Regions from separate parts of the Homo sapiens genome. Here region 1 is linked to region 2. Evidence: chromatin contacts called from ENCODE Hi-C or POLR2A ChIA-PET data. All regions are on one chromosome and are shown on one strand. The core of a region is the stretch at or near the end of the contact, and the rest is flanking DNA. Distances in the headings are between cores, read along the strand shown.

The links. Hi-C counts contacts between places; a loop is a spot of excess contacts on that map. ChIA-PET counts read pairs that join two places held with the same protein, here RNA polymerase II (POLR2A). Pooled maps may share reads with other maps.
Region 1: a loop to region 2 is called in a map of endothelial cell of hepatic sinusoid, with 6 times the contacts of the local background. The contact joins the promoter of RAD9B here to the enhancer-like site in region 2. A Hi-C loop is called at or near these places in 1 of 168 maps with a recorded cell type or tissue (endothelial cell of hepatic sinusoid) and 1 of 50 pooled maps. POLR2A ChIA-PET finds 5 or more read pairs at or near these places in 2 of 52 experiments (AG04450 and H1).

What each region holds. Positions count from the first base shown.
Region 1 is chr12:110,501,002-110,503,701 of GRCh38, reverse strand. It overlaps RAD9B (RAD9 checkpoint clamp component B), which reads right to left and starts at 1,371. Exons shown (of 11, transcript NM_001286535.2): 1 at 1,319-1,371. The coding sequence starts at 1,364. It overlaps VPS29 (VPS29 retromer complex component), which reads left to right and starts at 1,591. Exons shown (of 4, transcript NM_016226.5): 1 at 1,591-1,653. The coding sequence starts at 1,651. RefSeq lists an enhancer at 1,623-1,762.
Region 2 is chr12:110,383,103-110,385,802 of GRCh38, reverse strand. The region is part of intron 6 of ANAPC7 (anaphase promoting complex subunit 7); the gene reads left to right. Among named protein-coding and RNA genes, the nearest start is that of ANAPC7, 19 kb to the left of the region's middle. RefSeq lists an enhancer at 1,003-1,062. Within about 2 kb of position 1,387, at least 3 of the 41 ENCODE cell types and tissues checked have a DNase peak (open chromatin) inside an H3K27ac peak, as active enhancers do.

The sequences.
Region 1 (2,700 bases), core at 122-2,621, 120 kb before region 2:
TAACAGTATCTTACAGACTAATGCTACATTACTTTAATACAGTATAATACCCTTGGCAAAATGCCAGACACATAGTCAGGGCTCAATAAATTTGTAGTGTGTGAAATGATAAAATTGACCGAAATTTGTCCTTCTATATGTTTACAGTGTTGCATGGAGCTACTGTGCAAACCAATTTCCATACTAATGTATTTTACAACTTGATTTAGATAAATGTATTTGACCCCCCAAAAACTGTGAAAACAGTGCATGGAGAAGATAATCTGAAGTGGTTTTAATAGCTTGATAGCCAAGTCACAACAAGTCATGAGAGAGAAATTAGGGGTATCCAACATACATCTCTGATGTTTGAGGGCAGCCAGATTTCCCCACCACAGAACACATTTAGGGCTGGAAAACACACTAGTCTGATCCCGTACGACATTGTTAATGTTCTTTTTATTTTTTATTTTTTTTGAGACAGAGTCTCACTCTGACACTCAGGCTGGAGTGCAGTGGCACGAGCTCAACTCACTGCAGCCTCAACCTCCCGGGCTCAATCGATCCTCTCGCCTCAGCCTTCCAAGTAGCTTGGGATTACAGGCGCCCACCACTAAGCCCGGCTAATTTTTGTATGTTTAGTAGAGACGGGGTTTCATCATGTTGGTCAGGGTGGTCTCGAACTCCCGACCTAAGGTGATCCACCCGCCTTGGCCTCCCAAAGTGCTAGGATTACAGGCGTGAGCCACTGCACCCGGCCTAACTTCCATTTTGAAAGCGCCGTTTACAACACTAATAGTTCTTGTACATTCCATCTATTACTGGGCTCTTTACACGCATTTCCATTTCATTGCCTCCAAACAAACTCTGTGACGAAGGTGCTGTCATTACCCCTGTTTCCGTTTTAGAAACTGAGCCCCAAAGAGATTTAGTGACTTTTCCAAGTTCATACATTTTTAAAAATGGTAGAATCTGGGGAAAAAAAAAACCAGGTTAATGCTGTTCTCTTGGCACAAAAATACTTTTACTGTCCAAGCATTATTTTTTTCTCTCAACTCTTCCCCATGCAGTCCTCAGCATCCCGAGTTTGTGGCCCGATGGTACAACTCTATTTCCCGGATACCACCCATATTACATCTGCCTCTAAGTCACACGAGATGGGTCCTCATCCTCCCCTCAGAAGTTAACAGGGACTTGAGTGGGTGGGGCTGTGGCCAGGGCGTGCGTCCTCAGTCATTGCGCAAAAAGGCAAAGAGGAAAAATTAGACAATGGTAGGGACGACCTATTAACGTCTGCTTTTCTCTCTGCTAAATGGGAAGACAACAAAGGCCGCTCCACCTTTCACCTGACTGCCGCTCATCACGCACTTCAGCATGGCTGCCATCCGCCCTAAAAAGCAGGCTCGGAAGGCGCGCCTCAGCTCGACGGCCCAGGTGCCCGGATGTTGCCCGCGCTTTTCAAAGCTTCGCGATCTCGTCTCTGCACTCTACCACCCCGCCTCCACAAGTTCCCAAACGGCTTTACGGCGGAGAAGGGTCCGTGCGGGCCTCCGTACGGCAATTTCTGTCTCCCTCTGCTCTCATTGGTTGCGGTTAAGTGGGCGGGTCGCCGAGGAGCCTGAGGAAGAGGGCGGCGACGGTGGTGGTGACTGAGCGGAGCCCGGTGACAGGATGGTGAGGGCTGCAGTTGCGGCGACCAAGGCCTGGCTCTCGGGTGGGGTGCTGCGTTGTTGGGAGCCGTGGGGAGGCCGAGGGCGAGGAATTGGGAAATCCCGGAGGCCTCGGCGTCAGGGCCCAGGCGCTGGCCTGGGAAAGGCCCAGAAGAGGTCTAGGGAAGGAAGGGAGCGGCCACCTCTGGGTGCGGCTGGCCTAGGTCTCGTATCCCGGCCCCAAGGGGCCAGAGGCCATCCAAGGGGTAAAAAGGCCCCTCTAGCAGCCCGACCTGTCACGAGACACGCACGCCCGAGCCAGGGAAGGCCTTTGGTCCTATACCTCGAATGTTCCGGGGATAGGGGCACGGTCCTCCGTTTCCAGACGGTTCCTACTCGTTTCCCGCAAAAAGCACCTCCCGCTGGTTGGGGTGTAGTGGTGGAAGCTGGCCTCTCGAATGCAGAACAGGAAGTAGCGAGCAGAATTTCGTACCCGTTTAACTTTGCCATCTAGGGAAAGGGAATAAACCACCCTCCTCGCTCCTGAAATAACATCTAGCTGCCATTGAGATGAGCAGGTGTGCTCTCAGAGGGCGGGATTTGGCGCTTGCAATTGCTGGAACTGTTTCTTTCCACGGGTTGCTACGCCTCTTTAGGGTAGGATTCCTTAATGATGTGTGAACTCATTGAAACTGTTGGGAAATTTTTGTGAATATACACATTTTTCTGGGGAGAGTGCCGGTGTTGGAGACTTACCTAGTCTCCCCCAGCCACCTTCAAGCAATCACCCCTTCACCCCCAGTAGTTTGGTGCCCCTCAGACCTTCCTACATAAAAACTGGGGGCCTCTACTAGAGAGGACTCAGAGCTGTAATCATATTTTCTTTCTTTCTTTTTGAGATGGAGTCTCGCTCTGTCGCCCAGGCTGGAGTGCAATGCCGCGATCTCGGCTCACTGCAATGCCGCCCGGGTTCAAGCCTCAGCTCCTGCCTCAGCCTCCCGAGTAGCTGGGATTACAGGCGCCCGCCACCAAGCCCGTCTAAATTTTTGTATTTTTAGTAGAGACGGGGTTT
Region 2 (2,700 bases), core at 138-2,637:
TTCTCAGGAATAGTGGGAAATAAGGTCAGATAGATATGCTGTCTATTTGTAAAGGTCCAAAAAAGGCCATCAGAAAAACAGGGCCTTGTGACAATAAACAGTCTTATGAGCTCTTAAGCCAGGGGAATGATGGAGCTGGGAAGGGGCCATCCCAAGCGTTTAGATGAGGAAGCAGATCTAGAAGGATGGATTTGTTTGCACAAGATCTCCCCTCACCTCAAGTGCTTATTCCTCTTCTCCAAGCTGCCTGCACCCATGATGAAAATGATGTTTTAGAAATACTAGTCTGGCAACAGCTGGCAGCTTGGAATGGCAATGGCAGCTTGGAATCTCAGACCCAGGCCCAGGGGCTAGCAGGAGCATTGCAGTAATCTTGGCTTGAGAGGAATTTTCATGGGAATCTGAAGGGATAGCAAGGGATGGAAGAGAATGGTGGCAAGAGATGGGTAACAGTGAGCATAGGTCCCTTTTTATAGAATGTGGGTGAGAATAAAGCGGGGGCTGCGGAGAGGCAGTGATTTTTTATTTGTTTGTTTGAGACGGAGTTTCACTCTTGTCGCCCAGGCAGGAGTGCAGTGGCACAATCTCTGCTCACTGCAACCTCCGCCTCCTGGTTAAAGTGACTCTCCCACCTCAGCCTCCCGAGTAGCTGGGATTATAGGCGCCCGCCACCACACCCAACTAATTTTTGTATTTTTTTAGAAGAGACGGGGGTTTCACCATGTTAGCCAGGCTGGTCTGCAACTCCTGACCTTAGGTAATCCACCCGCCTCAGTCTCCCTAAGTGTTGGGATTACAGGCCTGAGCCACTGCACCCAGCCCGAGGCAGTGATCTTTAATGAACTGCATTCTGGATAGAACTACAAGCTTTTTTCTGGAATAGGCCAACTTTTTCTGAGACTGATTGGCTTTTCAGCAGTGTATTTCTGATGGTCTAGAACTCTGGGAAGAGAGACCTTAGTTGATGCCTTTTTTGGGCCTTTTCTGGTTGGGTTAGGGTAGCTGTGTATCACACCACAGGATAGAAGGACAAGCACTTCCTGAAAATAGCAGGCTTTCAAATTGTGAGGTAGGTTGTTCTGCTCCTTTGGTTTTTTGTTTTTTTTGTTTTTTTTTGTTTTTTTTTTGTGAGACAGAGTCTCACAGGCTGGAGTGCAGTGGTGCAATCTCGGCTCACTGCAACCTCCACCTCCTGGTTTAAGCAATTTTCTGCCTCAGCCTCTTGAGTAGCTGGGATTACAGGTGTGTGCCACCACGCCTGGCTAGTTTTTGTATTTTTAGTAGAGATGGGGTTTCACTATCTTGGCCAGGCTGGTCTTGAATTTCCACCTCGGCCTCCCAAAGTGCTGGGATTATAGGCATGAGTCACCGTGCCCGGCCTCCTTTGGTTTTGGTTTTGGTTTTGTTGTTAGAGACAGGGTCTCACTCTGTCACTCAGGCGGGAGTGGCACAAACATAGCTCACTGCAGCCTTGACCTCCTGGGCTCAAGCAATCCTCCTGCCTTAGCCCCCTGAGTAGCTGGGACCACAGGCATGTGCCACTGTGCTTGGCTAATTTTTTTTTCTTTCTATTTTATTTTACTTTATTTTATTTTATGTTTTAGACATAGTCTTACTCTGTTGCCCAGGCTGGAGTGCAGTGGTGCAATCTCGGCTCACTGCAACATCCGCCCTCTGAGTTCAAGCAATTCTCCTGCCTCAGCCTCCCGAGTAGCTGGTATTACAGGCGCCTGCCACTGTGCCTGGCTAATTTTTTGTATTTTTAGTAGAGACGGGGTTTCACCATCTTGGCCAGGCTGGTCTTGAACTCCTGACCTCGTGATCCACCTGCCTCAGCCTCCCAAAGTGCTGGGATTACAGGCATGAGCCACCGCGCCTGGCCCTTCTTTTTTCTTTTTTTTTTCTTTTTTTTTTTTTTTTTTTTTTTGAGACGGAGTCTCGCTCTGTAGCCAAGGCTAGAGTGCAGTGGCACGATCTTGGCTCACTGCAACCTCCGCCTCCCTGATTCAAGCGATTCTCCTGCCTCAGCCTCCTGAGTAGCTGGGATTACAGGCACACGCCACCATGCCCAGCTAATTTTTGTATTTTTAGTAGAGATGGGGTTTCACCTGTTAGCCTAGTCTCGAACTCCTGACCTCGTGATCTGCCCTCCTTGGCCTCCCAAAGTGCTGGGTTTACAGGCATGAACCACTGCACCTGGCCACTTGGCTGATATTTTAAAATTTCTTTAGAGACAGGGTCTCACCATATTGCCCAGGCTGGTCTTGAACTCCTGGGCCCAGGTGATCCTCCTGCCTCTGCCACCCAGAGTGCCAGGATTACAGGTGTGAGCCACCACGCCCAGCTGGGTTTTGCATTTTCTTTTTTTGAGACAGAGTCTCAGTCTGTCACCCAGGCAGTGCAGTGGCGTGATCTCGGCTCACTGCAACCTCTGTCTCCCTGGTTCAAGTGATCCTCCTGCCTCAGCCTCCCAAGTAGCTGGGATTACAGGCGCGTGCCACTATGCCCGGCTAATTTTTTGTATTTTCAGTAGAGATGAGGTTTCACCGTGTTAGCCAGGATGGTCTCGATCTCCTGACCTCGTGATCCACCTGCCTCGGCTTCTTAAAGTGCTGGAATTACAGGTGTGAGCCACTGTGCCCAACCTGGGTTTTGCATTTTAATAGTCACTTTGTAGGAAACTGGAAATAGTAGTTGGAG